Linked DNA regions of Homo sapiens: all the other regions are linked to region 1. A link is a loop called in an ENCODE intact Hi-C map of the cell type or tissue named here. Cell type or tissue: OCI-LY7. All regions are shown on one strand. Links, peaks and the distances in the headings refer to the core of each region. The heading gives the core; the rest is flanking DNA.

Region 1 (9,828 bases), core at 4,231-6,730:
GGGAGCACAGCTGAGGCAGGAGAAGATGGCCCCCACCTGCCCTTCACCAGCCTCTGGCAGGGGCACTTCACACCAGGTGCTCCCAATCTGATGGGGTGCAGACCAGGGAGGAGTTTGTGTCCTCTAAGGTCATCGGGGCTGGGAGCAAAGAAGGCACAGAGCACAGAAACGATGCCCAGCACAGCCCAGGGGCTCAGAAGAAGTGGTATCTGTGCCGAGACTCAGAGGATAGGTTTAAAGAGAAAGAGTGATAGAGAACAGGCGTTTCATCTGAAATGTGATTCTGTTCCATCAGGGATCCCCATTCAGCTCAAGCTCCTCTCACTGCAGAAAAATATTCTGGTACTACATTTCAATTGGCAGCACCCATCCCCAAGGCTTATAAATGTTCCCTCTTGCCCCCGCATGTGATCAGCAGCCTCTACGGAGCACCTCCTCTGCAGCAGGCTCCTCAACAACATATGTGGCCAGTGCTGCTATTAAGATCCCATTTCACAGGTGGGCAAGCTGAGCCCCAGAAAAGTCAAGTCACTTGCTCAGACTCCTACAGCTGAGGGGACTGGCCCTGGAGGTAAAGCTGATATCACTTGGCTCAAAGCCCCAAAGCTCTATCTCGTGGCTGGTGGCACTAGAGGAGACAAACGAGACTGGCAGAGCAGGTAAGTGGCCATCAAGAGACCCGCATTCCCTTCCAGACGGGATTTGACTGATATGGGTCCCTGAACCATGGATCCATATGTCTTCTTCACTGTTGCACCCCCACAGCTTTGTCAGGGCCTGGCGCCTACAACACACACACACACACACACACACACACACACACTCACAAATATGTCAAATGATGGCAAAGAAGGTGCCTTCCGGAGCACCTGGCCCCTGTCCACTTGGCCTGTATTCCCTGACCAGCTGAGGACAGCCATCCCTCCTGCCCTGGCTCATGCCAGCTTGTCAGCCTTTGCCAGGGATCCAGGTGTTTCTGCCCTATGGCCCTGTACTGGTGGTGGCTGTCCTTAGATGGGGCTGCAGGGCAGGACAACACCAAGGCAGGCGCCCTGTTCTCTGTGCCAAACCTTGCATCTCTACGTCTGCAGGTCCTTGTCCTGAGGCTTGGACCAGCCCCTGTAGTTTGACGCCTCAGACTGGAACAGTATGTGCATGTAAGCGTGTGTGCACATCTGTCTGGCTGTCGGCAGTCTCAGGCCCTTGGACAACGGCACTCAGGTGACGGGTCAGCAGGGGACAGTGCAGTGGTGACTAGAGGGGCACTGCAGCCAGGCCACCTGGACTTCAGTCCCCATCCTAGACAGCACCAGCCACGCTCCCTGCCCCTCTTTCCTCACCTGTAATACAGGACATAACAGCACTGATCTAAGGACTCAGAGACAATGCGCAGAAAAGTGCTTAGAATCACGCCTGGCTGATAGCGCTTGGAGTCTGGCTTTGCTTTTTTCTGTCTGGGTCGGACACTCGCCAACTTCGCTGAAAGGATCGTGTGGAGCTGCCCAGAGCAGCTGCTGAAAACTGCGTTTCAGGAATCCTCACGCAACCCGGAAGGAACGCAAGGGCGTGGCCGCTAAACCTGAGGGCGCCCGGCCTGCGCACGCGGACCTGGACTGGAACCCTACTTGCAGGTCCCCAACTTGCGTCTCTTCTCTCTGTCTCTACCCCAGCCAAGGACAAAGACTTCTCCTCCGGAAGGCCTCCCCCAGCTGAGGGAACGTTCCAGGTCTTCCCTCGGCCCTGGCTGCGCGCCCGGTGCCGGCTCTGACGTGGTTTCCTCTCCCCTCAGGACTGGTCCTGCTCGCTCCTCGTGGCCTCCCTCGCGGGCGCCTTCGGCTCCTCCTTCCTCTACGGCTACAACCTGTCGGTGGTGAATGCCCCCACCCCGGTGAGTGCGCGCCAAGGCCCGGCAGAGGGCGCTGCGGCCCTGCGGAAACCTTCGGGTGCGCAAGGGCCCTGGGCTCCAGCGCCCCCTCCTGTTGCGCTCGCGGCGCGGGACACCGCGGGGACAGAGATTAGCCCCCACTCGGGGGAGAGGGGAGGCACAGAGACAGACAATGATGACACGGGGACAGGGGCGGGGGATGACAGTTCTTGCGGCTGGAGGGCGGGTGTCCTGGGAGAACGTTGGGAGACTAGATGAGAGGGGGCTTCGGAAGTCCCGGGGTGGGGTGGGGGGCGATCCTCTGGCCCCTAATGCCGGGGAAAGAACCAGGAGGGGCCTTATGCATGGAAACTTGGACATTTTCTTGATTTGTTTTGTTGTTGTTGTTATCTATCTATCTATCTATCTATCTATCTATCTATCTATCTATCATCTTTGAGATGGAGTCTCACTCTGTCACCAGGCTGGAGTGCAGTGGTGCGATCTCGGCTCACTGCAACCGCCGCCTCCCACGTTCAAGTGATTCTTCTGCCTCAGCCTCCCGAGTAACTGGGGCTACAGGCATGCACCACCACACCCGACTAATTTTTGTATTTGTAGAGGTGGTGTTCCGCCATATTGGCTAGGCTGGTCTGGAACTCCCAGCCTCAAGCGATCCGCCCACCTTGGCCTCCCAAAGTGCTGGGATTATAGGCTTGAGCCACTGTGCCCGGCCTGGTGTTGTTGACTTTAAATTACAACCAGAGGCCACTCAGGTATCTGCTGGATAAGACCCATCTTTGGCTTGTGTTTTACTCTGAAATCAGATCCAGGTGCAATTCTCCCAGGCCCTCTTCACATTGTGCCTCTGGTTTGCAGTTAAAGGTTGGGTACTGCCTACCTAGGCTGTAAGGTTTAGATGCTATCCTGTGGGTGCTGGCTTTGGCTTTGACCTACCACCACCCACAGGCAAGGGCAGGTTGGAGGCTTGAGGGAAGCTTTCCTGCAGGAAGTGATGCCTGACTAAGTTTGGAAGGTGGAGTGATGGATGGGGGGCCGGGATGTAGGACACATCTGGGGAAATGCGGGGAGCTCCAGGTTCTTGGAGCACAGGCCGTTTTGGAGACACGGATATAGGACACATCTGGGGAAATGCGGGGAGCTCCAGGTTCTTGGAGCACAGGCCGTTTTGGGGACACGGATGTAGGACACATCTGGGGAAATGCGGGGAGCTCCAGGTTCTTGGAGCACAAGCTGTTTTGGGGGCAGACAGGAAGCAGGCTGAGGACAGCCCTGGGTGCCTTCCAGGCTTTTCCTTGCTTGGGAGTCCAGCATCCTTGTGTACAAAACATAGGGGAAGCCTGGGTCAGTGAGTTTCAAAGGTTCCCATGAGCCCTGGAATTTTGCAGAGGTGCCTCACGGATCTAAGCACTATTTGCGCAGGTCAGTTCTATGTTTAAAAAGTCTGTTAATTATTTGACATTGTTCATTTCTGTTGCTAAAAACTGTTTGAAAACCAGGGGGCCTAGATGGCTTCAGTAAGCACTGCCAACAGTCAGTGATCTTTGATTTTGTCATTGTGACGTCATTCCAAGATGGGGATCTGGCTTGTCGATATTTGTCTTTGAAAGAGGGCTAGGAATTTGGACTCTTGCTTCATCTTGAAAGTTCATCAAAACATCCAGGTGAGAGGTGGGGGAGAACCTTTGCACTCATGGCTTGTGGAGCAGAGTTATGTGAAACTTACACCTGGGATAGAATGATATGGGTTCAAGCACTGACTATGGGAACATGAGGACGGAGGAATCCCATTACTCACTTATTCATTCAGCAAGCATTGTTGAGAGTTTATAATGTATCCAACTCTGGGGATCAGGGAAGACAGCCTGGAGGAGGTGGTATTTGAGCTGAGTCATGAGGGATGTGTAGAATTTCCACAGGTGTCAAAGGGAGGTGGGGAGCTGAAGCACACACACAGAGGCCTGGCTGTGCCCACATGGTGGCATATTAGGAAGTTAGTAGCGTGTGATGTGCCAGTACCTAGGGGGAATGCAGAGCTGGGATGAAAGAAGAGGTGGAAAAGCAGGATGGAGTCAAAAGAAGAGGGCCTAAGATCTTAGGCTGAGGAGTAGGATTTTAGTCTTGGGCAGTAGGGAGCCATGGCAGATTCATGGGGGTGGGGGTTTGCAACTCACATTTTTTTAATTAAAATTTATTTTTCTTTAACCATGACACACCCTCAGGAGGTCCTGAGAACACGTGCCTCCTTATTTATTTACTTATTTAATATGCTCACTGTTTTTTAGAAAAACAACTTTGGTGTCAGTGAGAAGGACAGGAGGGGCCAGAGCTTAGAGGTATTTAATGGGAAAGACCATGGTAAGCCAAACAGAGAGAGTTTAACGTGCCCTCCCTCCGTTTCGGGAAAGGAGATTTCTGAAGATCTACACAGCCAGGGTGGCCTTTACCGTTCTTAAGATGAGTGACACATATTATGGCAGCATCAGTAAGAGCACAGATGGAAAAAGCCCTCATGAGGTGCCGGCCCTCCTCCATGTACTTTTCATGCGTTAATCAGCTCAGTGCACCCTCATGACAGCCCTGTGAGGTATGGATCATCATTATCCCCATTTTACAGATGACGAAACTGAGGCACACTGTTCACTGACTTTCCCACAGTCACATAATGAGTGGAGCCAGAGTTTGGCCCTGGGCGGGCTTCTGGTTTCCCAGGCATCAGACACATTTTCAGTCATTTTTAAAACAGATCCTTTCTGTGCCAGGCAGTGTTAGGCCATGGGACTTCTTGTTTGGGATATCGGAGCTCTACCTCTGTGGCCAGTATGCGCAGCAAGGTGTTCAGTCTTGAGACATCACAAGGCGCTTTTTAGCCTGGTGTCCTTTGAACCTCGAGACCACGGCTCGTCATGCATACTTTAGAGGAGCCCAGAGCAAGCACCCCGAGGAGGCCTTGAGTCCAGGACTGAGCCATCTGCCCAGATCCACGGCCTGGGAAGTGTCATCCCCAGTTGGGTAGCTACTTCCCAGCATGTGCTCTCTGCCTTTGAAGAGGAGCAGAGACTGTGATGGCCAGCTCATCAACTCTGCCAAAATGTACTGCATGCCAGGCGCATTCCATTCTCAGAAATACAGAGACGTCAGTGTCTTTGGCTGTAACAAAACAGCACAGCCTGGGGTCTTCAGCAAGACATTTATTTTCCCATACTTCTCCAACCTGGAAATCCAAAATCAAAGTGCCGGTGGATTCGTTGTCTGGCAAGGACCTTCCTTCTGGCTTGCAGACGGCCTCTTTCTCACTGCCTGTACATGGCAGAGGGAGGAAGAGTGCAAGGGAGCAAGATACTCATCCCACCATGAGGCCGCCCCCATGACCTCTGCTAACCCCAGTAACCTCCCAAAGGCCTCATCTCCAAATACCATCACATCGGGGTTAGGGCTTCAACATGCCCTATCCTTGCAACAAAAATGTCATGCAACATTTTTGGAGGGGACACAATTCAGGTCAAGGTAGTTAATTACTGATGTTACCTTCATTTCATGAACAAAGAAACAGAAGCTCAGTTTAAGCAACTTGCCCAGGTTCACACAGCCAGGAGGTGGCAGTGTTGGAATTCAAACCCAGGTCTGTCTGAATCCAAGATCCGTGCCATGCTCTCTGCCCCTCCTTCCTGCCCCTGACCACTAATGGCAGGCGCCAACAGTCCAGCCATGGGGGGAGTTTGGCATGATCAATAAAGGCAAAGAGGAACAAGGGGAGATGGGAGGAGCCACAGCAAGCCCAGGGCTACTTACCTGTCCATCTACCAACCAAAAGACAGAGCAAGGTTTCACTGCAACAACCCTAGGGGCTCAAGCATAAGGTGGATGATGCTGCCATCGTGTTACAAGCAGGCACCTGTGATTGTCTGAATCCTGTCCCAACCCCTCCCTCCCTCGGGGTTCTCATAGAGCAATTCTCATAAAGGACCTGATCTAACTGAGAAACCGAAGACAGCTTTATTATTAGCTAGAATCATTCCCCAAACTCTTCCCCTCCCTATGGGGTTTGGGGTCATGTAACCTCTTCCTGCTCTGCCTAAAGGTCCTGATGTTTTATGTTTACTTGTGCTGCTTTGTGAGAAGAGAGGGGTAGCTGTTCAGGCAATCCTTCAGTGCCCTTCCCTGGGTGTTGACCTTGCTGTATCTGGGGTAGAAAGATGAAAACGACACACATCCATGTCCTCGAGGTGCCCCAAGACCAGCAGCAGTGACAGAGGCTCAATAAATAATCACCAGTGAGACAGGCTGCATGGAGCCACAGGACAGCTGAAGGACTGTATTCTACCTGGGGAGGTCAGTGGGGCCTCACTGGGGCTTGAAAGAGAGAGCTCAAGGCTTTCTGGGAATGGTGGAGACCTAAGGGTAGCTGGATGTGGGGTCCAGTGGGGTGGAGAGGTAGAGGCTGGAAAGGGGAGCTGAAGCCAGATCAGAAAGGTTGCAGAGGCCAGAACAGGAGCATGATCCAGCACCACCCAGGCTATGAGCAGGCTGAGGGCCAAGGCTCGCCCTGGGAGGCCCTTCCGAGGTGGAAACTGCCCTGAGTGTGAGCTGAGCAGGCCTGCACAGAATCCCAGCTCAGAATCCTGCAGAGAATCCCAGGCACCATGTAGGTGCCTCTGTAAAGGGCTGGTGTCGAGCCCCTTGTGAGGTCGCTGCGAAATGAAAGGAGATGTGATGCTGGAGGAGCTCAGCCCAGCGTCCAGCGATCACCTCGAATTCTCTCTTCTCCTTGCAGTGGGCTTAGAAACGGGTGAGTGAGGCAGCCCCAGAACCAGGGAGACCAGGAACAGAGCAGAGCCTCTAAGGAATGGAATCTAACACAGGCTGGAAGGACCCAAGCCTGGCAGGGGTTTAGGGTGTGAGAGCTAGGCTTCACCTGGGGTGCTGGGCTCTCGAGAAGGAGAAAGAAACCCTTGGAACAGAAGAGGTGCAGATATTAGTGCTGCTTTGGAGTGCGGGGAGGGTATCTGCTCACAGAGATGATGAACAAAGGCTGCCACCAGGGGGTGGTGTGTGGATGCTGCCCCATGGGAAGGTGTGCTGCCTTTAGCACTGGCCCAGGCTTGTAAGTCCTCGGCCCAGCCAGCTTCGCCTTTCCAGCTGTTAGATAACTGGGGGCCCAGGTGATCGGGGCACAGACTCCAGGCAGTGGGCATTTACCTTCAGGGCAGGCAGCTTGCACTGTTAGAACAATCCATGCAGTAGCTGCCGTTGGCCCTGCTGCCACCCAGCCTCAACCTTAAAAACGCTCAGTGCTCCTCTCTCCTCAGATATTTGGAAACTTTCTGTAATGCCGAAAATGAAAATAACTCGCCTCTGGGCACCAGCTCTGCACTTGACCCAGGTTCAGAATTGTGTGCACACTGGATCCTTGTTATAATATTGCAAGGCAGCTATCACTAACCCCCTTTTAAAGGCGAGGAAACTGAGGCTGAGGGAACCCAATACATCCAAGTTTCAGGGGTGGGACACTTCCTAAACATTCCCACTGGCTTCTCCTCAACACAGTCACCTGGATGTGCCTCCTGGCCACCCAACTTTCCAAGAATCCCCAGGATCTGACTACTTTTCATGCCTCATTTGGAAGAGAACACCTGCACCTCGTGCATCCACAAGGGTCCTTGGCCAGCTTGGTGGATGGGATGTGAACAGAGGTGCTGATAGGCCACATGAGGCCTGGTTTATGGCAGCATCCCTGGTTATGGCAGCACTGAAGAAAGATCTTCAGTCCTTTCTTCCCCCAGATGGCAGAGAACTATTAAACGCACACTGGACTTTGCATGAACTGGCAAGAGGTTCTTATTGTCCTTAGCTGTTGAAAATCAGGGTTATCTGTGCTGTGCTGGTGCGTTGATCACCAAGATGAACACCACAGTAGCTAGGCTCTATTCATTCTCTACACTAAACCCTAACTGGTTTCTCTGTTTCCACTCTGGTTCCTACAGTTTAGTCTCCACCCAAAGGCCAAAGGGATCCTTGACAAATGAAGCAAGATCATATTGTCCCTCCGCTCAAAACCCACTATATCTAGAAAGCAAGCCAGACTGTGGTGACTTACACGGTACCTGGGGCCGTGACACATGACACATGACAGATGTGACCACTCTGTCATCATCATTTCCCCCCTCACTCCCTCTTCTCCATTTACACAAACTTCTCCCCACTTGCTGCCCCTCAAACACACCGCACGCTGGAACCTCAGAGCCTTTGTGCGTGCTGCTCCTGCTGGCTGCAGTGCTCTTCCCTTGATTTTCCTGTGCACTCTCCTTTGATTACTTCTTGCCTCTGCTCAGACGTCCCCTCCTCAGAAATGTCTTCCCTGACCAGCCTATCCAAAATGGCACCCCTCCATCACGCTTTAGCCCTCACCGAATTTATTTCTCCTCATGGTATTTAACACTACCTGAGATATGACATATTCCTTTACTTCTTGTCCTCCTTCCCTTCACTTTAGAAAGGTCCTTGCTTCTGCAGTGCCAGCACCTAGAACAATGTCTGACACATTGTAAGCATTTATAAAAAATATTTGCTAAATGAGCAAATGGATAAATTTAAATTTAAAGTGAGTCCAAGGCAAGTCCTTAGGTCTCTTCACTCTCAAACAAATTGCCAGCTGTGAGTCTGTCCTATGGAAAACTTCTGGGACCACCTCCACCATGTTCACAGATGGGGACTTGGACACTGGTCTGTCTAATTCCTGAGTATCCCTTCTTTCTGTTCCACTAGGCTGATCTGCTGCATTCTGTGAATCAGCAAACGTTCTGTGAAGGTCCAGCAAATGTTCTGTGGAGGTCCAGATAGTGCGTGGTTTTTCTTTGTTGGCCATATGGTCTCTGTTGCAACTACTGAACTCTGCTATGTAGAGATAAAGCAGTTATAGATGATATGTAAATGAATGGGTGAGGGTATGTGCCAATAACATTTTATTTACGAAACAGATGGTGGTCTAGGGTTTCCCTTGCTGGCCAATTGTTGGCTAACCCCTGTGCTAGAGGTTTTAGAAAAGGGAGGAGGCTCTTGTAGATTCCTTGTGTCATTAGTACCTCTGGGCAGAGGGCTGGCTGGCTGAATAATTAATCCACAGCCTATGCTGCATAGCATCTAAATAGGAGCACCTAAATCTTCCTGAAGATGTTTGCTTTCTAATCTCCTTTCTTTTGTTCATGTATTGCTGATTGTCTAGGCTTTGTCCTTTCTGTTTCCAGTGACTAGCTCCAATTGGCATAGTTGTATCTTTCTGTCTATCCATCTACTTACTTACCTGTCTGTCTAAAACATCCTGAAGTTATTGTAAAAGACTGCCAAATTTAGGGCTAATTTGCATACCAATCAAATGTAGCCTGAATTTTCAGACAGTCATGCATGCAAATGTGCTAATCTGAATCCTTGAAAATGGCTTCAGATTTATGCCATTGTAATCGTTGACCTTTAGTAGGAAAATGTTGCAGTGCCTGGAACCTGCTTCATTATACTGCTAGAATCATCTGGGATGATTGCCAGAGTTGTGCTGAAAGATGTCCTCTTGGTACCTGTGAGCACCCAGTGTCTAGAATCCACCTGAGAGGTTGTTAAGGGCTGGATGGAGACCCACAGACTGGAGTGGGGGGTTCTGAGCCCCAAGGGACATTCTCTGGGGACTGAAATGGGCAGACAGGGCTGATACAGGCCTGGGTGGGATGGTGGTGCCTGGGCAAAGCATGAGTCAAAGCTCCTCTTGCTCATGGGTGTTGTCCACAGAGCCTACAGGAAGATTCTGGAAGCAATGTTCTAAAGAAATGCAAGGTCTGTGGCAGGGCCGACAGTATGGAGCCCAGACTTCAGTCCAAAAGGGCCCAACCAAGACAAAAAACAAGCCAAAGGGTGAGGGGTTCAAGAGTAGCTGATCCATGAGAAGCAACTATTGA
Region 2 (9,828 bases), core at 3,234-5,733, 310 kb after region 1:
TCAGGGGTCAGCGTGCACACACCCCTGCAGGTCTTGGGGCTCCTGGGTTGCTTCTGGAAGGGCCCGCATGGGGCCTGACTGGAGCTGCCGAGGAGTGGAGCTTCTGGGAAAGGGATCCCTCCTAGGGGGGAGTGTCTTGGGCCTGGGGCCACGTGGCAGGGACAGAGACGGGTCCATGGCAGTGTCTCCTCTTCTCTGTGAAGGCAAACGGCCTCTGAGGGAGTATTACAGCTGCCTCATCCACCAGAAGCATTTCCAGCATATCCAGGTCTGCACCCCCTGGCTGGAGGCCGAGGACTACCCCCTGCTTCTAGGTGAGAGGCCAGCAGGAGGCTCAGGGAGGAGGCGGGGCCTTAAGCAGGGGGAACGGGGTGGGCGGGATGTGCTTTTTCTGAAAAGGTGGCTCTGGAGGCCACTTGGGCACGGGACCTTGGCTCTGGCTGAACTCCCAGGAGGAGGCTACTTCCTGGTGTGCCAGCCCCTCCCTGCCAGTTGGCCCCAGAGGCCGTTTACCAAGGCGTTTGAGGAGGCCACGTCCTTTCAGCCTGCCACGCCCTCCATTCAGTCCTCTTCCTTCCTGCAGGAGGGCTGGGCCTGGGGTTGGGGCCACTGTTGCCCAGGTGTGGGAGGGCAGTGGCTTTGGGAGGTACAAGGATGATGTGTCAAACAGCGTCGCCTCTCCCAGTGAGATGGTTCTCCTTTGCCTCCGTCTCTTTCCCCATTGATTCCTCCAAGTGGGGAGTCGTGTCTTGGTCCTGATGCGTCTCTAGAGCTGCATCTTCCGGCTTTGAGTGAGCAGAGCAGTTGGAGGCTGAGGGCCTTTTCCTGGCAGGACTCTCCAGCTAGTCTTTGTTTTAGACAGTCTCGCTGCATTGCCTAGGCTGGAGTGCACGATCTCAGTTCATGCAACCTCTGCCTCCTGGGTTCAAGTGATTCTCCCACCTCAGCCTCCTGAGTAGATTACAGGATTACAGGAGCCCACCACAACACCTGGCTTATTTTTGTATTTTTAGTAGAAACAGGGTTTCACCGTGTTGGCCAGGCTGGTCTTGAACTCCTGACCTTAAGTGATCCTCCTGCCTTGGCCTCCCTAAGTGCTGGGATTCCAGGCATGACCCATCATGCCTGGCCCCAGCTAGTCTTTAGAAATGTTAAGCTATATGGCTTTATTTTCACAGTGACAGCTGGTTTGTGGTGGGTGTGCTGTGGTTTATTATTATTATTAGTATTAGTATTAGTATTAGTATTATTAGTATTTTGAGATGGAGTTTCACTCTTGTAGCCCAGGCTGGAGTGCAATGGCATGATCTTGTCTCACTGCAACCTCTGCCTTCCCAGGTTCAAGCGATTCTCCTGCCTCAGCCTCCTGAGTAGCTGGGATTGGAGGCACCTGCCACGACGCTTCGCTAATTTTGTATTTTTTTAGTAGAGATGGGGTTTCACCATATTGGCCAGGCTGGTCTTGAACTCCTGACCTCAGGTGATCCACCCGCCTTGGCCTCCCAAAATGCTGGGATTACAGGTGGGAGGTGAACTTGGGAGGTGGAGGTTGCAGTGAGCTGAGATTGTGCCACTGCACTCCAGCCTGGGTGACAGAGTGAGACTCTGTCTCAAAACAAGACAAAACAAAACAACAACAACAAAACCAAATTGTGGTTATGTAGAAAAAGTGTCAACTTATGTTTTCAGATGTCCCAGCCAGGCCGTGTGGCTGCTTGGCCAGCTTAAGCCACTTGTGCTTGGTGATATTGGGGGCCTTATGAGATTTTCACTCCCCTCCGGGGATGTTCCCTCACTGTGCTGGGAGGATTTGTGTTCCCAAGGCAGAGACCAGCGCTCTGACCGCACCCCTCTTGCCTAGCATGGTCGGTGGACCTGGGTGTCTGTCTGCACATGTCCTCCAGTGGCCTGGACCTGCCCATGAAGGTGGTGGACATGTTCGGGTGCTGTTTGCCTGTGTGTGCCATGAACTTCAAGTGGTAGGAGCAGAACCCGAATCTTTCTGGGGATAGCTTCACAAATCCACCGCTGAGGGGGAAGCAGTGCAGAGCGAGATGCCCACAGTGAGGCCCTGTCCCTCGGTCAGTCCAGCACACACTGGAGGCCAGGAGGAGGAGCCCTGCATTTGCTGTGGCTGGGCTGAGCCTCATTGAAGTAGTTGCTTCCATTTAGAGCTCATGTTATATTTAGGTTGGTGCAAAAGTAATCACGGTTTTTGCCATTAAAAATGACAATTACTTTTGCACCAACCTAATATGAAAAAAAAAGCATCTTAAATACTAGAACTCCACTCGGGGCTTTTGCTCCTGGAGTAGAATTGGCGGGAATTGCCTGCAGGCTTACATGGTTTTCTTTGTTGTTTTCTCTCCCACCATGTCCCTTTTGGCCAAGCTTACGTGGTGGGTTTGAATCAGTTGAATGAGTGTCATGCTGTGGCCTCACTCCACCCAGCATAGACGGGTGTTTGGAAGGGTGGCACTAGAGGAGATTCTAGAAGCAGTAGCCTCAGCACAAGTTGAGCCCTTGGCCCCTGCTCAGGAGCCGGCCCCTGGATGGGATTCAGGGATGTGAGCCCCTCGTGTGATCTGAGCTCAGGGAATGTCAGGATCAAACCTGGTGCCCTAGAAAAGTCATCTTTTATGTGCTGAGCCAGTCTCCAGGGGGTTGCCTTTACTTATTCCATGGCCATGGAATTAAGAAAAACATGCAAAAATAATTCTTCAGTCCTTGAAGAGCATGCAGCACAGAAGGTACAAACCCTCCTTAAGGCTCCCTCCTCAAATCGCTTTGGCCATTTTGATGTGCACCAGCGCCCCCCCCAGGCCTTTGTACCCTCAGATGCCAAGTCTAAGAACCAGCTCCTGGAAACCACACCCCCCTGTTCCAACCCCCAGCCTGGCTTGAGCGTGGGGTGGGTGGGAGCCCTGGTGGGCACCACAGCGGTCTGGTATCTTCTCCAGGCAGCTCTCAGGCTCCCTTGGTTCTCTCTGCAGTTTACATGAGCTGGTGAAACATGAAGAAAACGGCCTGGTCCTTGAGGACTCAGAGGAACTGGCAGCTCAGCTGCAGGTAGCCACGTCTGCCACCACGCCCGGGTGGGCAGGGTTCTGGAGACTGGCACCGAGCCACGCTCCCTGATCCCTGCTTCTCACAGCCAGGGTGGGACCATGTGGGGTCTGGTGGAAAAGCTAGGGAGGGAGCAGAGGTCACAGATGCTGGCCCTCTCTGCTGCCCAGTTTTGGTACAGTAGGCTCGGGAAAGTTAGGACACACCCCCTCCTGCCCTCTGGATTTATGGAGCTGACACTCCACAAATGATGCTGGAGCCGGGTGGGTCGGGCTGCAGTTTAGGAAGTGATCAGGATCAGGTAGGTGTGTAGGTAAAGGGAGCTTCTGGGACCAGCCTTGAAAGATGGGCGGAATTCTGCAAAGGTTACTTGTTTCTTATTGCTAAAAGTAATACATCATTCTTGCCAACAGAGTGACTGGGAGGATTTTCAGTAAAGGTCCAGGTCGGAAGTCATTTAGACTGGGTGCCCCAGTCTCTGTCACAACCATGGTACTCTGTTGTGGTGTGAAAGTAGCCACAGATCGTCTGTAGATTAAGGGGTGTGGTTTTGTTCCAATAAAACTTTATTTAGAAACACAGGCTGTGGGCTGGATTTGGCCTGCAGGCTGTAGTTTGTGATCCTTGATTCAGACAGTTTAGCAAGGCTGAAAAGAACACCGACAGCCACTCATTACCCACAGATGGGTGGGACTGTGTTGGCCAGAGGCCGAGAGGAGGGTGCTCACAGGGGAACGTACAGCATGTAGAGGCCGGAAGGTGCTCCAGGGCACCAAGTGTGGGAAAGTGGGACATACAGGTAAGTTTCCAGGGGAAGTTTCCGGAAAGCATAATGTCAAGTTGGAGGCGGAGCACTGCTGGGGCGTGAAGGGTCTTGAGTTCAAGTGAGGGAGTTAGGGGCTTGGGAGGGGTTGTTATTGGGTCGGGGACCTGGGGTCATCCAGGTGGTGACCTGGGATGGGGTTGGGACAGGCAATGAGGTAAGCTCTGCTCTTTATTTTTTTGCAGATGCTTTTCTCAAACTTTCCTGACCCTGAGGGCAAGCTAAACCAGTTCCGGAAGAACCTGCGGGAGTCGCAGAAGCTCCGATGGGATGAGAGCTGGGTGCAGACTGTGCTCCCTTTGGTTATGGACACAGAACTCCTGGGCCAGAGGCTAAAACCCCAGGGCCCCTGCTGTCCTTCCCGCAGCTTCTTCTCGGAGTCTCAGGGCAAATCCTTTCGAGTAGCGCCTCCCAGTGGCCAGAAGCTGATATGACGGCAGTGGTGCCGCCTGGTGAATGAATTGGTTCTGTGACCGGGGAAGCTGTGGTTGGCCCTGATTTCTTCTCTGGAGGCTCAGAAACGCTTCCTGTCTTCTTCTGTTCTTCACGCCCCATGCTCCTGCTAGAGTATTACTGTTCTGTGACTTCCCTGTGACCTCTGCAGTACTCCTTAGCCTGCGTTTGGTCTCCAGGTGCCACCTTTCTGCCGTGTTCCTAACATGTTGATTCCTGTCTTGAAAAAAGCACCTGCTGCACCATAAGCCCAGGGATGTGACAGCTGCAGCGGGCTTGGCTTTGTGAGGAACCGAGTGTGTCCACGTTGGGGGAACATCATACTTGATACACACGTTTTTATTTGCACAAAGAAATTGCTATTTTCGGAGCCAGAATTTTCATGTCTGATTTATGGTGATTTTCTTAAGAACCAGAACTGCTGGCAGAAAGGGGGCACCCACACGCTTAGATAGCCGATGTCTTATTAGAGGGCACTTTGTGGTTCCTGATTTGGAAATTAACACTCTCCAAACATTCCAGTCCAATGAAAGTTTTATCCGCTTTCCCATATAAAAATTCTTCCCACGAGAGTGACTTGATTCTCACGATCCTGTTGGAGTCGTGTGTGAGTCCTACAGTGTGAGGTTCAGCATTGCCATCTCCAAGTGCTCTCCTTAGGGAAACAGTTTCTGGTCATGATGAGCTTCCGCTTCCCATGTGATCCTGGCCCGGCCTGGAAACAGAACACGTGTTTGAGGATGGCGGTGTTTGGGGACAGGACATGAGCATTTTGTGTGGGGCTGCTAGGACAGGCCTGGCGGGGTGGGGGGTGTCCAAGTCAGTTTACTTGGTTCACAGGTTCCCAGGCCCACCCAGGTGCCTAGAATTGGCCTCCAGGATGGGACAAGAAATCTGGTTTTGCATAGAAATGGCTAGCAGCAGGCACCGTGCTGCTGTCCACTCTCTGCCTGCGTCCATCCTAGCACTTGGCACAGCGGGACAGAAGCAGAGATCTGAACCCACATCTACCTGGCTGCTCAGTCAACCCACTCTTCACAAAGCTTAGAAAGCCGCCGGGTACAGTGGCTTACGCCTGTAATCCCAACACTTTGGGAGGCCGAGGCGGGCGGATCACTTGAGGTCAGGAGTTCGAGACCAGCCTGGCCAACATGGTGAAACCCCATCTCTACAAAAATACAAAAATTAGCCAGGCATCATGGTGGGTGCCTGTAATCCCAGCTACTTGGGAGGCTGTGGTGGGAGAATTGCTTGAACCCAGGAGGCGGAGGTTGCAGTGAGCTGAGATTGTGCCACTGCACTCAACCGTGAGTGACAGAGTGAGACTCCATCTCAAAACAAACAAACAAACAAACAAAAAAAAAACCGCACACACCACACACACACACACACAAAGCTTAGAAGGGGCTGGTGTTCTCAGAAGCACAGATGTCTGAAGAGCCGTTAGCCAGAATGATTCTTTTTTTTTTTTTTTTGAGATACGATCTTGTTCTGTCACCCAGGCTGGAGTGCAGTGGCACAGTCATTGCTCACCACAGCCTCGACTCCTGGGCTCTAGCAATCCTCCCACTTCCTGAGTAGCTGGCATGACAGGTGCATGCCACCATGCCAGTAATTTTTTTGTTTTGTAGAGATGGGGTCCTGAACGCATGGCCTCAAGTGATGCTCCTGCCTCAGCCTCTTTTATTATTTTTTTTTAGACGGAGTTTTACTCTGTGCCCCAGGCTGGAGTGCAGTGGCGAAATCTCAGCTCACTGCAACGCCTCCCAGGTTCAAGTGATTCTCCTTCCTCAGCCTCCCGGGTAGCTGGGATTATAGGCGTGCACCACCATGCCTGGCTAATTTTTGTGTTTTTAGTAGAGATGGGGTTTCACCGTGTTGGCCAGGCTGGTCTTGAACTCTTGACCTCAAGTGATCCACTCACCTCAGCCTCCCAAAGCCTCAGCCTCTTACAGTGTTGGGATTACAGGTGTGAGACACTGTGACCTCGGATGATTTTCAATCACAGTTTTTTGTTACAAGTGGAAAATGCGTATTTTTAAAAATGAAGTAGAACAGACATGAACGTGTAGAAGTCTCTATAATCCTGCCAATGGCACCTGTTCACGTGTATATCAGGGATATACAATATTTTGGCCTCCATGGGCCACGTTGAAAGAAGAAGAATCGCCTTAGGCCACACATAAAATACACTAATGCTAGCGATAGCTGGTGAGCTAAAAGAAAAAAAATCACACAAACTCCTCATACTGTTCTAAGAAAGTTTACAGATTTGTGTTGGGCCGCAGGTTGGACAAGCCTGCTGTATATATATTCTAGGTTTTCCCCTATAGGTATACTTATGTGAAAATGATGATTGTGATAATTTTTTTTTGAGATGAAGTCTTGCTATGTTGCTCAAGGTGGCCACAAACTCCTGGGCTTAAGCCATCCTCCTGTCTCAGCCTCCTGAGTAGTTGGGAATATAGGTACTCAAAACCATGTGTGGGTGATTATTATTAGTTTTTAAACAAAAATGGGTCGGGGCGCAGTAGCTCACACCTGTAATCCTAACACTTTGGGAGGCTGAGGCAGCAGATCACTTGAGGTCAGGAGTTCAAGACCAGCCTGGCCAACATGGCGAAACCTCAACTCTACAAAAAATACAAAAATTAGCCAGGCGTGGTAGCACGCGCCTGTAGTCCCAGCTACCCAGGAGGCTGAGATGGGAGAATAGCTTGAACCTGGGAGTTGCGAGGTTGCAGTGGGCTGAGATGGCACCACTGCACTCCAGCCTGGGCAATGCGAAACCAGACTCTGTCTCAAAAAAAAAAAAAAAAAAAAGGTTGGTAGGGGCTTATGCTATGTGTGCTGTTTGGCACTTTTTTCACTTAAAAGATATTGCAGGTATTTTTTCATGTAAGTATCTGAAGAAAGACTTCCTGTTTTTTTTTTTGTTTTTTTTTGTTGTTTTTTTTTTTTTGCCTTTTTGAGACAGGGTCTTGCTCTGTTGCCTAGGCTGGAGTGCAGTGGTGAGATGAGGGCTCACTGCAGCCTCCACCTCCTGGGCTCAAGCCATCCTCCTACCTCAGCCTCCTGAGTAGCTGGGACTACAGGTGTGCGCAACCACACCTGGCTAGTTTCTGTATGTTTTGTGGAGATGGGGTCCCACTATGTTGCACAGGTTGGTCTTGAACTCCTGGCGTCAAGAAGTCCTCCTGCCTTAGCCTCCTAAAGTGCTGGGATGACAGGCCTGAGCCCCGCGCCCAGCCAGCCTCCTGTGCGACGTTTTGCGGGACTCTGTCGTGGAACCCAGTATGCCTTCGTGTGCTGGCTTGTTTGTTGGCTCTGTAGTTAACGGGCTGCCCCACGTGGGCAGGCATTGGATCATCCGTGTCTCTGTGTGCAGGCAGAGGCTGCTGCAGGTGCATCTGTGCACATGGCTCCCAGGAGGGGCTGTGCTCAGGGGGAGCTGGAGCAGAGGCTGATGGCATTGGGGGGCTTGGGTGTAGTGTGGAGGCATGAGAGCCAGGTGGCCGGGCTGCAGTCTGCGGGAGTTCAGGGGTCGCTTGGCCTCTGTGTGTCCTAGTGTCTTTGTCAGTGAGATGGGACAAAGACAGCACACCCTCACAGGTGCTGGGGGCTGACAAATGTCAGGTCTGAGGACAGTTGCTGGCACACTACGGGGCCAGTTCCCCTTCTTTACAGTCATCCTGCTCGTCTTCCATCGACTGGGTGCTCAGGACAGTGGCATGGTGGATCCGCCTGTATAGCCTGTGCTCCAGCATCCTGCAGGCCACAGCTGTGTCCAGCCCTGAACCCGACTGCCTCTCCTGCCACCTCCATTTTATAGATGAGGAAACCGAGGCCCAAGGGCTTAGGGAACCCTGCTCTGAAGCACACAGTAGGGCTGCTGGGCTCAGACCTTCCCTCCCTGGGCTGAGCTGCCCTCCTGCTGCCGCAAGCCCTCCATGCCCCAAGCCCACCCTGCTCACTGTCCTCTGCCCGAGTTCCCCGCATGGTGTGGGAGTGTGGGGCATCCTAGCTTTTCCCCGGTGCCCAATTCTTTCACTTCCAATGGAGTCCTGCAGGGACAGCTCGGGGACCATGCAGGCGCAGGTGGACATGGAGGCTCACCTAGCTCGGTGGTGAACAGCTGGCACGTCTCTGGGTTGCGGACAGTGAAGGCCACATAGACCTCAGGAGCCCGCTGGTGCTCCCGGCAGGCAGCCAGCCTCCACAGGACCCTGACCAGCGACACAATGGCTTCTGGGCAATACAGCACGTCTACGGTGAAAGCTTCAGGTTACTGAATGGGACCAGCGGACAGTTCCAGGTCATGCTGTCCTCAGCAGCAGGGCGAGGCCAGAGAGGCAGCGGTCATATGAGATTGGTAGATGCCATTTGACCATTTGTGCCATTAGATGGAAAGGCAATTACTTGGTGAAAAAGGAGAACCCTTAGTAGAGCAAGCTGCAAAAGACCGAAGCAAAAGAAAAAAATCTCCAGACTCACTGGTGTTCCTTAGAAAAACAGCTCTGGTTCTCGGCCTATCTAGAGGGCTTCGAATGACACAAAGCCTGACCCTGCCATGAACTTCGTGTTTCAGGCATCTGCCGATTGGTCTGCTGGCTTGCAGGCGTGGACCTGTGTCCCTGGCCACCGCTGGACCTGTGGTTTTCAGGGCGGGGCCCAGGACCACAGGCAGAGCTCTGCTTGACCAGAGACCCCTCTCTGGTCTCTAGGGTGACCAGAGACACCTTAGGGACTGAGTGTGCTGGCAGGGGTGAGGGGTTTTTGGTGGCCCAGCCAAACACCACCTTCTCTCAAGAGCCCTGTCCTTGTCCCAGAAGTGGTTGTTTTCCTCCTGTGGTCTCTGAAGGACACAGGGCATGGCTCTGGGACAGAGCCATGTGGTGACAACTGTAACAGGAGTATGCCTGTCTCCAACAAGAGGGCTGTGGCTTGAAGGTCACCTTAAGAGGCACCCCTGTCCTTTGATGTCACCCTGGAGGCCCAGAGTAACTCTTCTGGAAGCCCCATCATGTCCATGCCCGACAGCGTCCATTGTTCCCTTTTCCCAGAGCCAAGAGCTGGGTAGAGCTGCAAGGACACTGCCTGCACAGGATGCCCGGGGCTGGGCATTACCTGCTGCAATGACAACATCTGGCTGGAAGGCAGAGAGCTGATGGACCGTCGCGACGTCCCAGTCCAGCTGGGCCAATGTCACCCTGGGGCTGTCTAAGTTGGAAGTGATGTCTGCCTCTAATGAGAGGCCATTGAGGACATTCCCTCGGAGCTGCTCGAGGACCCGGCTGTGACAGTCGCTGAAGATGTATGCCCGGGGGCGGCACATCTTGCAGATGGCCAGGCCTGTGAGGCTGGCACCACTGCCAAGCTCTAAGACAGTCCTGGCGGGAGGAAAGGGGACCGTGTCTGTGACTGCACCAAGGTAAGCCTGCCCTGCACCCCGAGGCCACCTGTGAGTGAAGGCTGCTGGGTTCTCG
Region 3 (9,828 bases), core at 3,644-6,143, 520 kb after region 1:
CATCCCCACAGTGCAGATCGACAAAATCACAGAGTTGCTTTGGGAGCGAGGGTGGCAATCAGACACGGAGGCCATGACACAACCTGCTCGTCCACTCAGTGGTCCAGAACCTCCACCCAGTCACCTTATCCGAGGGTGATGGAGACAGGGGAGGTGCCACCTACGCCAGTGTCATCTCTTACAATGAGCTCTTCTCCTGCTCGAAAAGAGCCAGCCTGCTGAGCTTGCTGCCAGGGCCCGTCGCACTGCCTGCGCTGTGTTTCCCGTCGCACAGCCTGTGATGTGTGTTTCCTGTTGCACGGCCTGTGATATGTGTTTCCCATCATGTGTGCACGTGCGTTGTCATGTAGTGTCTGTCACAGGTGTTACCCGCCACGTGTGTTTGCATGTTGCATGTGTGTGGCCTATCAGGTGCAAATATGTGTTGTCTGGCACATGTCACCATCTGGGCATTCTCCATGTGCCAGGAGCAGCCAGGTGGCCTGTGAAGCCTTCTCATGGGAAATGCCCAGGTAGGAAGAGCACAGCCAGGAGCCAAACCCCCGAGTGGCCACTCTATGTGCCTGGATCACCTTCAAGTCTGCTCAACATCAGAGCCTCTGTTCCTTGGCACCATGGACAATGGAATTGACTCAGAACTGGGAAGAGCTGTAGGCCCACTATCCAGGCACCCGCTCCCCGTTTGCCCAGCATCCCAGGGGCCAACACCCTTCCAAATATCACCTTGCCCTCCATTCAGAGGTGAATCATCCGAGCTTCAGTTTGCCCAACTCCGACTGGTTTTGCTGGAAGCTGCCAGGAGGATGTCGCCAGCCACCTCCAGAGAACACTCAATCTACAGATGCTGAGGGGGAACTGGAAGCACACAGTGCTGGCCTTCACCCAGCTTACGGTGGCACCTCGGGACCGCTTCTGAGTCTGCTTTTCACTGAAGGTCGGCGTGAGGAAGGCAGCGTTCCCTCCCAGATTTAGAAAATGTCAAGTCTCCCACCGCACCCTTTTGTGTTTCTTACAGGGCCTGGGGTGCTTGCAGCCACCACACTAAGGGCTCCAACATGTTCCCTCACACACTCAACAGAGAAGGAACCTGTGGCTCATATGGGAGACTCCCTGTCCAAGGCCACAGAGTCTGGCCCCAGGGCCCACTAGAGGCTTCAAGAACCAAACTCACATGAGGGCAGAGAGGAGAGATGGGGCCAGTTTAGGGCTGGGAGAATCCATAGAGCTATGCTGAGGCAGGCATGGAGCCTGGAGGTACGGACGAGGGTCTCGCCAAAGTCAGGGGAAGAGAGGCTGTGGGGAGTGAGGAATGGTGTGGGCCAGCCCCGGGCCTGCTGGGGTGCAGCTGGGGGCTCCATGGCCCTCCCACGGCCCCCACTTGTCCTCACCCAACTGTTCAGAGCTCTTCATGGCGGGGGTGTCCCTCTCCTCTGGCCACAAGAAGAGCGGGTGGAGGAACGGCACCTTCAGGTCTTGTAGGGGGTCTGCCCCTCCACCAGCCTGTTTCTCGTGGGCATCGCAGCTGAGGCTGTAGCCGGGAAAGGGTAGTAACCGAGCGTACCTGGCCTCCAACCACCACTTCCAAGGCCCCTACTGGGCACAGGGTGACCCCACCGTGGCTTGGAAGTGGACCCTGTCCGACGTGGGGGTGGTCGCTGGAGGGCCGAGGATGCCTACACAGGCACGTGGAGGGTGTGAATCCAGAGTCTGTCTCGCCCTCTGGACCCATGGGGGGCCAGCAACGCCGTCACACCCTCCTCTGTCTCTGCCAGCCGCTCCGCCACTCCCTTCTCCTGGCTGGGGCTGGCAAAGGCAGGCAGGTATGGGGGGCGGGGCCTCAGGAGGGAGGAAGGGCTGGTGGGCGGGGCCTACGGACACCTCGCCCCGCCCCAGTAGGGCTCCGCACTCCCCACACCCCGCGGTCCCTCTAGGTCAGGGCCTGTCACCACCGCGCCCAGAGGCTGGGACAGACGGGCTTGCATCCGAGGGGCGCTCCGTCCCACGCGGCCTGGGACTCCCCAGTCAGGACGGTACAAAATCTCTTTATTGCTCATTTTCTGTAAAAAATCGTGGCTCTCGGCGGACCCTGGGGATAGGAGGTGCAAAGCGCGCTCACACGCGGCCCGGGTCCGAGGCCGAGAGCTGGGGGGATCTGGAGCGGGGCCGGGTCGCAAGAAGACCCTGACCCTGCTCCGGCGCTGGGGCGCCTGCTAAGGGCCCGCAGGGTTTCAGCTGTATTTTCGAACCACTGTGCTTGGCCGAGGGGTTCCCAAGGCTCCACTCCGCCTTAGAGGGGGCTTCGGAAGCCCGGAGGTGACCCGGGCTCTGGGAGGGGCGTCCCCAACGTGGGGGAGGAGAGACTGGGGCCTTTGAAGACAGCACGGGACTCGGAGGGGGTCCCCCCGACCTAAGACGTGGTAAACTGAGGCCGGCGAGGAGGGAGGCTGAGTCCGGGAACCAGGCGGCCCCTCACTGCTCCTCCGGCCCGTCGCCCCCCTGCGCCTGTTCGTAGGGGCAGGGCCGGCGGCCGAGTCCAGCGGGCTTGGGGCCAGGCCTGGGCACCGGGGGCGGCGCCTCCTCCTCCGCGCCGTCCCCATGCTCGCCCTCCGCGTCGCTCTCGTCCGAGTTGTCCTCCTCCAAGTAGCGGTAACCGCGCACCTTGTGCTGGGGCCGCGGGATGCAGGGCTGGCGCGGGGCCACGCCCCGCCGCAGCTTCTGCTGCATCCGCAGGTAGGAGACCGCGGCGGCCACCAGCGTCACAAGCAGCACCGCCAGCTTAGCCTGGGTGTACGGAGAGGGATGCCAGGGACCCGCGGCCGCCTCGCCCCGCACCTTCCCCGCCTATGCCCCTCGCTGAGATAGGCCCTTCCCTCCTCCGGGAGCCTCCCGGGCCACGCGACCCTCAACTTCTCCAGCCGCTCCACCCACGCTTCCTGGACCGCCTCCTGCAGGCGAGGCTCACATCCAGCACTGTCCCTTACAGTCGCCATGCCCCTGGCGACCTCAGTGTCCCACTCTGTACGGGGACAATGCAAATCCCTTTGCCTCATAGGGTGCATGTGCCAGTGTTGATAAAGTGCTGGCCACAGGCCCTGCCTTCCCAGGGCTCACAACACTGTGTCCCTGACACACCCGTGGGCTGTAGTGATTCTCTTCATGGGGATTTGACTATAACCCGCAGTCAGGAATGATTTCACACCATAGCTCAGTACATACACACATATCTGTATGCATACTTCCTGCTCTTTTCTTTTTTCCAGACACGGTCGCTCCGTTTCCCCACTGCGCCCCCTCCCTCCCTTCCCCCAACCACTGCTGGAGCGCAGTGGCACGCTCACTTCAGCCTCAATCTTCCAGGCTCAAGCCATCCTCCCACCTCAGTCTCCCAAGCAGCTGGAACTACACGCACGCGCCACCACACCCAGCTAATTTTTAAATTTCTTGTAGAGACAGGGTCTCCTATGTTGCCCAGGCTGGTCTTGAACTCCTGGCCTCAAGCAATCCTCCTGCCTCAGCCTCCCAAAGTGTTGGGATTACAGGCGTGAGCCACCATGCCCAGCCCACTCACTGCTTTTCTTTTTTCTTTTTTTCTTTTTTTTTTGGGAGACAGAGTCTCGCTCTGTCCTCCAGGCTGAAGTGCGGTGGCACAATCTTGGCTCACTGCAACCTCCATCTCCCAGGTTCAAGCCATTCTTGTGCCTCAGCCTCCAGAGAAGCTGGGATCACAGGGACGTGCCACCATGCCCAGCTAATTTTTGTGTTTTTAGTAGAGACAGGGTTTCACAGCCTGTTACCCAGGCCGGTCTCAAACTCCAGATCTCAGGTGATACCCCCACCTCAGCGTCTCAAAATGCTGGGATTACAGGCATGAGCCACTGCTCCCGGCCCACTCCCTGCTATTTTTAGTTCTATTTTTATTTTTATTTTTATTTTGAGACAGATTTTCGCTCTTGTTGCTTAGGCTGGATGGAGTGCCAAGGCCCCGTCTCGGCTAACTGCAACCTCCGCCTCCCAGTTCAAGCGATTCTCCTGCCTCAGCCTCCCGAGTAGCAGCCACCTGCCACCACGCCCGGCTAATTTTTGTATTTTTAGAAGAGACGAGGTTTCAGCATGTCGGTCAGGCTGGTTTCAAACTCCCTACCTCAGGCAATCCACTCGCCTCGGCCTCACAAAGTGCTGGGATTACAGGAGTGAGCCACCGTGCCCGGCCTTTAGTTCTATTTTTAAAAAATGTTTAGCAACTGGGACTTGCTAGACCGGCCACCATCTTTTGGGAGCAGAGCATGAGTAGCTTGCTCCCGTTCAGGCCATGAAGGGAGACAGACGCAACATCTGGACAACCGGGTACCAAACAGCCCACAGGATGGCTGTGATGCACCCACAAATCCCCTCAGAGATGGGCAAACTGAGACTGGCTGGAGGTGGTCCAGTAAGTGGGGTGCTGAGTTGGGGGCCACCCAGTGGGCTGCAGGAATGGGGCCTTGGCCCAGAGACTGGCTTGGGAAGGGGTGGCGTTTAGGAAGCTGTGAAGCCAGGGCAGGGGCTAAGGAAATACCTGTCATTGGGAATGGGGCCCCCAACCCTGCCCAGTCTCACCTTCATGTGCAGGCTCGAGCCCAGGTACACGGTGAAGATGGCCACAGCCTGCCACCAGTGGTAGATGGTGAAGATGAAGTCCTGTCTCTCCTTGTCTTCGTACAAGATTCCCAGGAGTGCTGCAGGCAGGCAGTACAGGGCAGGCAGGGGAGAGGTGTCACCTGGGGCCTGGGGCTGCCTAGCTACCATCTATGAACTTTACTAAGCCCTGTATGTGTCCCAGCCCGGGACCAGAGAACCCCTAGAAAGTGCTGTAAGCCGGTCCTGGCCTGCCCCCTGGTGGAGACCCTGGTCACCAAGCTGCTCACACGCTAAGCAGAAGTAGGAGCAGGTGCGCCGGGCTGTGTGGATGCAGGTGGTCCCGCTCTGCACCACATGCGTGGCCTCAAAAGAAGAAAGCTCTGTGCTTAGTCATGTCCTGTCCCCAACCGCAGGTGTGCAGTGCCAAGCTTGCAGGCGCTGTTTCTCCTCCTCAGCCGGGACTAGAGAGATCGAACTGTTTGCAGCTGCCAACTCTGCAAATCAAACCTGAAGCTAAGCATGGAGAGGGGGCTTCCTTTCCAGTGAGTCCTCCCAGGGTGGGCAACAAGAGTAATGCATTGGGAGTCAGAAGATGCACACTCGTTCTCAGGACTGTAACGTTGGCTCTGTGGGTGATTTGGGTACTTAACTCCCCAGAGCTGCTTTTCCCAATGGTGAGATGAGCCTATGCCTATTGTGTGCTGTGTTCTGAAGTTCTAAAGTGAGAAAGTGGGCATGGCACCTGCCAAATCATAGGGGCCACTATTAACACCTTCACCACACACTCAGGACATGAACACTCCTGTCTTGGGGCCCTGCAGGGTGACTTTACCCCCACAGTGCTGCTATGAAGAGACAAGGATCCCCCAGCGTTCACCTATGGAGATGGGATATGGAGCTGGGCAAGGGGATGCCATGACCAGACAGGGCACAACATGGGTCCAAGATACCCAGGTTGGACTCTGCCCAGAATTGGCTATCCTTGGGCAAAACAGCCAAGAGACTGTGGTGCAGTATGAGGCTCCAGCCCCTGCTACAGACAGAGACTCCCAGCCAGCCTCTGTCCTACCAGCAGCAGGCATGACCTGTGCCATTCCACACCCCCAAGGATGACGTTCAAATCTGTTCATGGCTTCGGCCCATCAGAACAGACACTGACATGGATGCCCTGCAGGACTGTGCCCATGTGTGTTAGCTGTGTGTCACTGCATGTGCCCATCTGTGGGCAGGGAGCATCCTGGAGCTGAACATGGGCCCACTCGCTGCCTTTTGCAAACAGGGCCCTGTTCCCCAGCAGCCCAGACCTGGGGCCTGGACTCTGGTACTGAGCAGACTGGGTTGGGGCTGCAGGCCTGCTCCTCTCTATACAAAGTCCCATGTCTGTATCTATGCCGTGGATGTACAACAGGCCACTTGCTCCTACCGCATGCTCCGTGAGGCAGAGACCAAAACATATGCTCCAAGTGTCACGAAAACTATGACAGGGTAAGCTCTGTCCCCTGGTATGAAAAGGGAGAATCCCTGATGTGTTTTTCATACTGTCCCTAAGGGGTGTCCACAGAGCCCCACACCTGCCCCGTGTAGCCACGAGATTTCACACTGACCCTCCAGTGTTGATGGGGCCCTGTGCCCACCCTGAGTTATTAACGGAATGTCCATGACGTGGAACCCCCACACCTGTCTCCAGGGTGTCCACGCCCTACCCATCTGCCCCCAGTGTGTCCATGAGACTTCCCTTCCACCCCTGGAGTGTCCACAGGAAGCCCCACCGGCCTCCGCCATGTCCACAGGACGCTATGTGACCATAGGACCCCATATCTGTCCCTGGGATGTCTATGTCTAGCCAACCACCCACAGATAGCCATAAAGAACCCTGCCCCACCCTCCCAGTGCCCACAGCTATACTCACTGCTGAGTCCAGTTTTGTTCAGGGTGCTGCCCACACCCCAAAGGGCGGCTGCCACACAGAGGATCCAGCTGTGTTGAAGGACCCGAGACACAGGGGCCCAGAAAAAGAGGATGAAGGTGAGCAGCAGGTGCACCCCTGCTCCAGCCACGAGGGAAACCGGGCGTGGCAGCCACAAGCCCAGCAGGCCCAGGAGTGAGGCGACTGAGGCGTCCAGGCTGTAAGCCACGAGGAGGTAAGCCAGCCGCTCCAGCCCCACCGAGCACACGCCATAGCCCTGCGTGGGGACAAAGGGTGAGTGTTGAAGTCCGGAACAGCCCGGACCCCAGTCTCAGCCCTCCCCGCATCGCGGGGGTTGCCTCACCCCCCTGCGATGGGTGTCCTAAGAGCCATGGGGGGTGAGGGGCTGGCTTGTACTCCCCGCATCGCGGGGGGTGAATCACACCTTTGCGATGTGGGTCCTAAGAGCCAGGGAGGGAAAGAGGGGCTGGCTCTTACTCCCCGCATTGCGGGGGTGCCTCACCCCACTGCGATGGGGGTCCTAAGAGCCAGTGGGGGAAGAGGAACTGGCTCTTACTCCCCGCATGGTGGGTGGTGCCTCAGCCCCCTGCGATGGGGGTCCTAAGAGCCAGGAGTGGAAGAGGGGCTGGCTCTTACTCCCCGCATCGCGGGGGGTGCCTCACCCCCCTGCGATGGGAGTCCTAAGAGCCAGGGGGGGAAGAGGGGCTGGCTCTTACTCCCCGCATCACGGGAGGTGTGTACAACCCCTGAGATATTGGCAGTAATATCATCCTCTCCCCCTGAACCTGAGAAACAATATCTCAGGAGCATGTAAGCCCCCTGAGATATTGGAAGTAACATCATTTTCTCCCCCTCCAGATATTCGGAACAATATCACAGTGGGTGTGTACAGCCCTTGCGACATTGCCGCTAGTATCTTCCTCTCCCTCCCAGGATAGAAGGAACAATGTCACAAGGGGGTGTACACCCCCTGCGATATTCGTGGTGATATCTTCTTCTCCCCCGCTGCCTATTAGGAACAATGTCACACAAGGGGTGTGCACCCCCTGCTATATTGGGAGTGATATCATCCTCTCTGTCCCTGGATATTAGGAACAATAACCCTAGGGAGTGTACACCTCCTGCAATATTCAGACTAATATCCTCTCGCCCCCTGGATATTAGGATCAATATCACAGGGGTGGTGGGCACCCCCGGCGAAATTGGAAGAAATATCATCCTCTCCACCTTTGGATGTTCGGAACAGTATCACGGGGGAGGTCTCCGCCCACTGCGATTTTGGGAGTCGTAACATCCGCTCCCACCCAGGATATTAGGAACAAGATGACCGAAGGGATGTACACCCACTGCGATATTTTCCATAATGTCATCCTCTACCCACTGGCTATTAGGAGTAACATCATAGAGGGGTGTACACTTTCTGCGATATTGGGAGTAATATCCTCTCCCCCACGGATATCGGGAACAGTTTTATTAATTATTAATATTAATAAATATAATAACAATTAATAGTAATCATTGATATTAATAACTACAGTGGAGACAGTAAAACTTAATGTGGATTAAAAATATTCATGATTACAATTAATAATAGCAATATCAATATTAATAGTAAAATAATAATATCAGTAATTAATGTTACTTAAATCCATCATAAGTGATGTTGGTAATAAAACAATGATTAATGTTAATATTAATAACTAATATTATTAAAAATGGCACTAATAGTAAGAATTAATTTTAATCATGCACAATCATATCTTTAAAATAATCATTAATGACTAATAAAGTTATACTATAAATTAATATTACCATTTATAATCATTAATGAGACTGATGTTTAATAATTCATAATATTATTACTCCTAATACCGCAGGGGGTGTACACCTACCTGTGATATTGTTCCTAATATCCAGGGATGGAGAACTTGATATTAGTTTTAATATCGCAGTAGGTGTACACTCACCCTGTGACACTGATCCTAATATCCAGAGGGTGGAGTATGACATGACTGCCAACATAGCAATGAATGTACAGCCACCCGGTGATATTGCTCCTAATATTCACGGAAGAAGCGTATGCTATTACTCCCAATATCGCAGGGAGTGTACACCTCTTCTGTGATATTGTTCCTAGTATCCCGAAGGGGAGAGGGTGACAATAATTCCAGCATCGTAGGCTGTGTTCACCCAGCCTGGGATATTGTTATTAATATCCTGAAAGGGAGAGGATGATATTACTCCCCATAATAGATAGATATGCCTCCCCATAATAGAGCAGGAGGTGTACACCCACCCTGTGATATTCTTCCTCATATTAAGAGGAAGAGAGGTTGATATTACTTCCAATATCGCAGGAAGTGTACACCCCCGTGTGAGATGGTCCTTCGTAATATTCCAAGGCGGAGGGGGTGATATGACTACATATATCGCAGAAAGTGGACACCCCCTAGGGATATTGTTCCCATGATCCTGGAGGGAAGAGGATGATCTTACTTTAAATATCACAGAAGGTGGACACGACCCCACTGATATTGTCTCTAATTGCCACTTGGGAGAGGAGGATATGACACCCAATATCGCAGGGAGTAGAAACACCCCTGTGATACTGTTCTTAATATTCAGGGAGAACGAGGATGATATTGTTACCAATACAGACGGTGTACACCCGTCTGTGAAATAGTTCATAATTTCCAGAGGGGAGATGATATTACTCACAATGTGATAAACAGGCTGTGAGTCCACTGCGGATCCTAAAACCCAGGGGGGGAAGAGGGGCTGGCTCTTACTCCCCGCATCGCGGGGGGTGCCTCACTCCCCCTGCGATGTGGGTCCTAAGAGCCGGCGGGGGGTATGAGGGGCTGGCTCTTACTCCCCGCATCGCGGGGGGTGCCTCACCCCCCTGCGATGGGGGTCCTAAGAGCCAGAGGGGGAAGAGGGGCTGGCTCTTACTCCAAGCATCGCGGGGGGTCCCTCACCACCCTGCGATGGGGGTCCTAAGATCCAGGGTGGGAAGAGGGGCTGGCTCTCACTATTCCTGAGGGAATAGTTTAGAGGGACTCATTCCCTGCTATCGTGGGTGAGATGTCTATGAAAAGGACAACCAGTGGGGGAGGGTAGCAAAATTTTGAAGTAGATTTCTGAGACCCCAGCACAACCAGGAACAGAAACTCCACACTGCTGAGAGGATAGTTTGCACATTGGTCTCCTCCGATCTGCCCAGCTCACTCTGCTGTTTGTCCTGAGGAGGAAACAAAACAAGGCTCCCGACGGTCCCTCAACAC

The links. Peaks named below come from ENCODE experiments on the same cell type or tissue, not always from the same donor. Only the 100,000 strongest peaks of a DNase experiment are listed, where the experiment ranks them.
Region 2: a loop joins it to region 1, with 11 times the contacts of the local background. A loop is called at or near these places in 63 of 110 quality-filtered maps.
Region 3: it touches region 1 in a loop (15-fold over the local background); 2 of 110 quality-filtered maps call a loop at or near these places.

The regions. Positions count from the first base shown.
Region 1 is chr4:10,011,035-10,020,862 of GRCh38, reverse strand. It overlaps SLC2A9 (solute carrier family 2 member 9), which reads left to right. Exons shown (of 12, transcript NM_020041.3): 2 at 1,790-1,888. It overlaps LOC124900664 (a long non-coding RNA gene), which reads right to left. Exons shown (of 2, transcript XR_007058026.1): 2 at 4,210-9,828. Among named protein-coding and RNA genes, the nearest start is that of SLC2A9, 5.5 kb to the left of the region's middle. RefSeq lists silencers at 1,898-2,057, 6,966-7,025, 8,544-8,838 and an enhancer at 5,617-5,716. In OCI-LY7, for the core only: CTCF peaks have their summits at 5,486 (motif pointing right) and 5,520 (motif pointing right); a DNase peak (open chromatin) is centred at 5,502.
Region 2 is chr4:9,698,125-9,707,952 of GRCh38, reverse strand. It overlaps the pseudogene FAM86MP and the pseudogene ALG1L3P. Among named protein-coding and RNA genes, the nearest start is that of DRD5, 79 kb to the left of the region's middle. RefSeq lists an enhancer at 4,439-4,498. In OCI-LY7, for the core only: CTCF peaks have their summits at 4,105 and 4,304 (motif pointing left); a DNase peak (open chromatin) is centred at 4,332.
Region 3 is chr4:9,490,708-9,500,535 of GRCh38, reverse strand. It overlaps the pseudogene UNC93B7. Among named protein-coding and RNA genes, the nearest start is that of DEFB131A, 51 kb to the right of the region's middle. In OCI-LY7, for the core only: a CTCF peak has its summit at 4,863 (motif pointing left); a DNase peak (open chromatin) is centred at 4,905.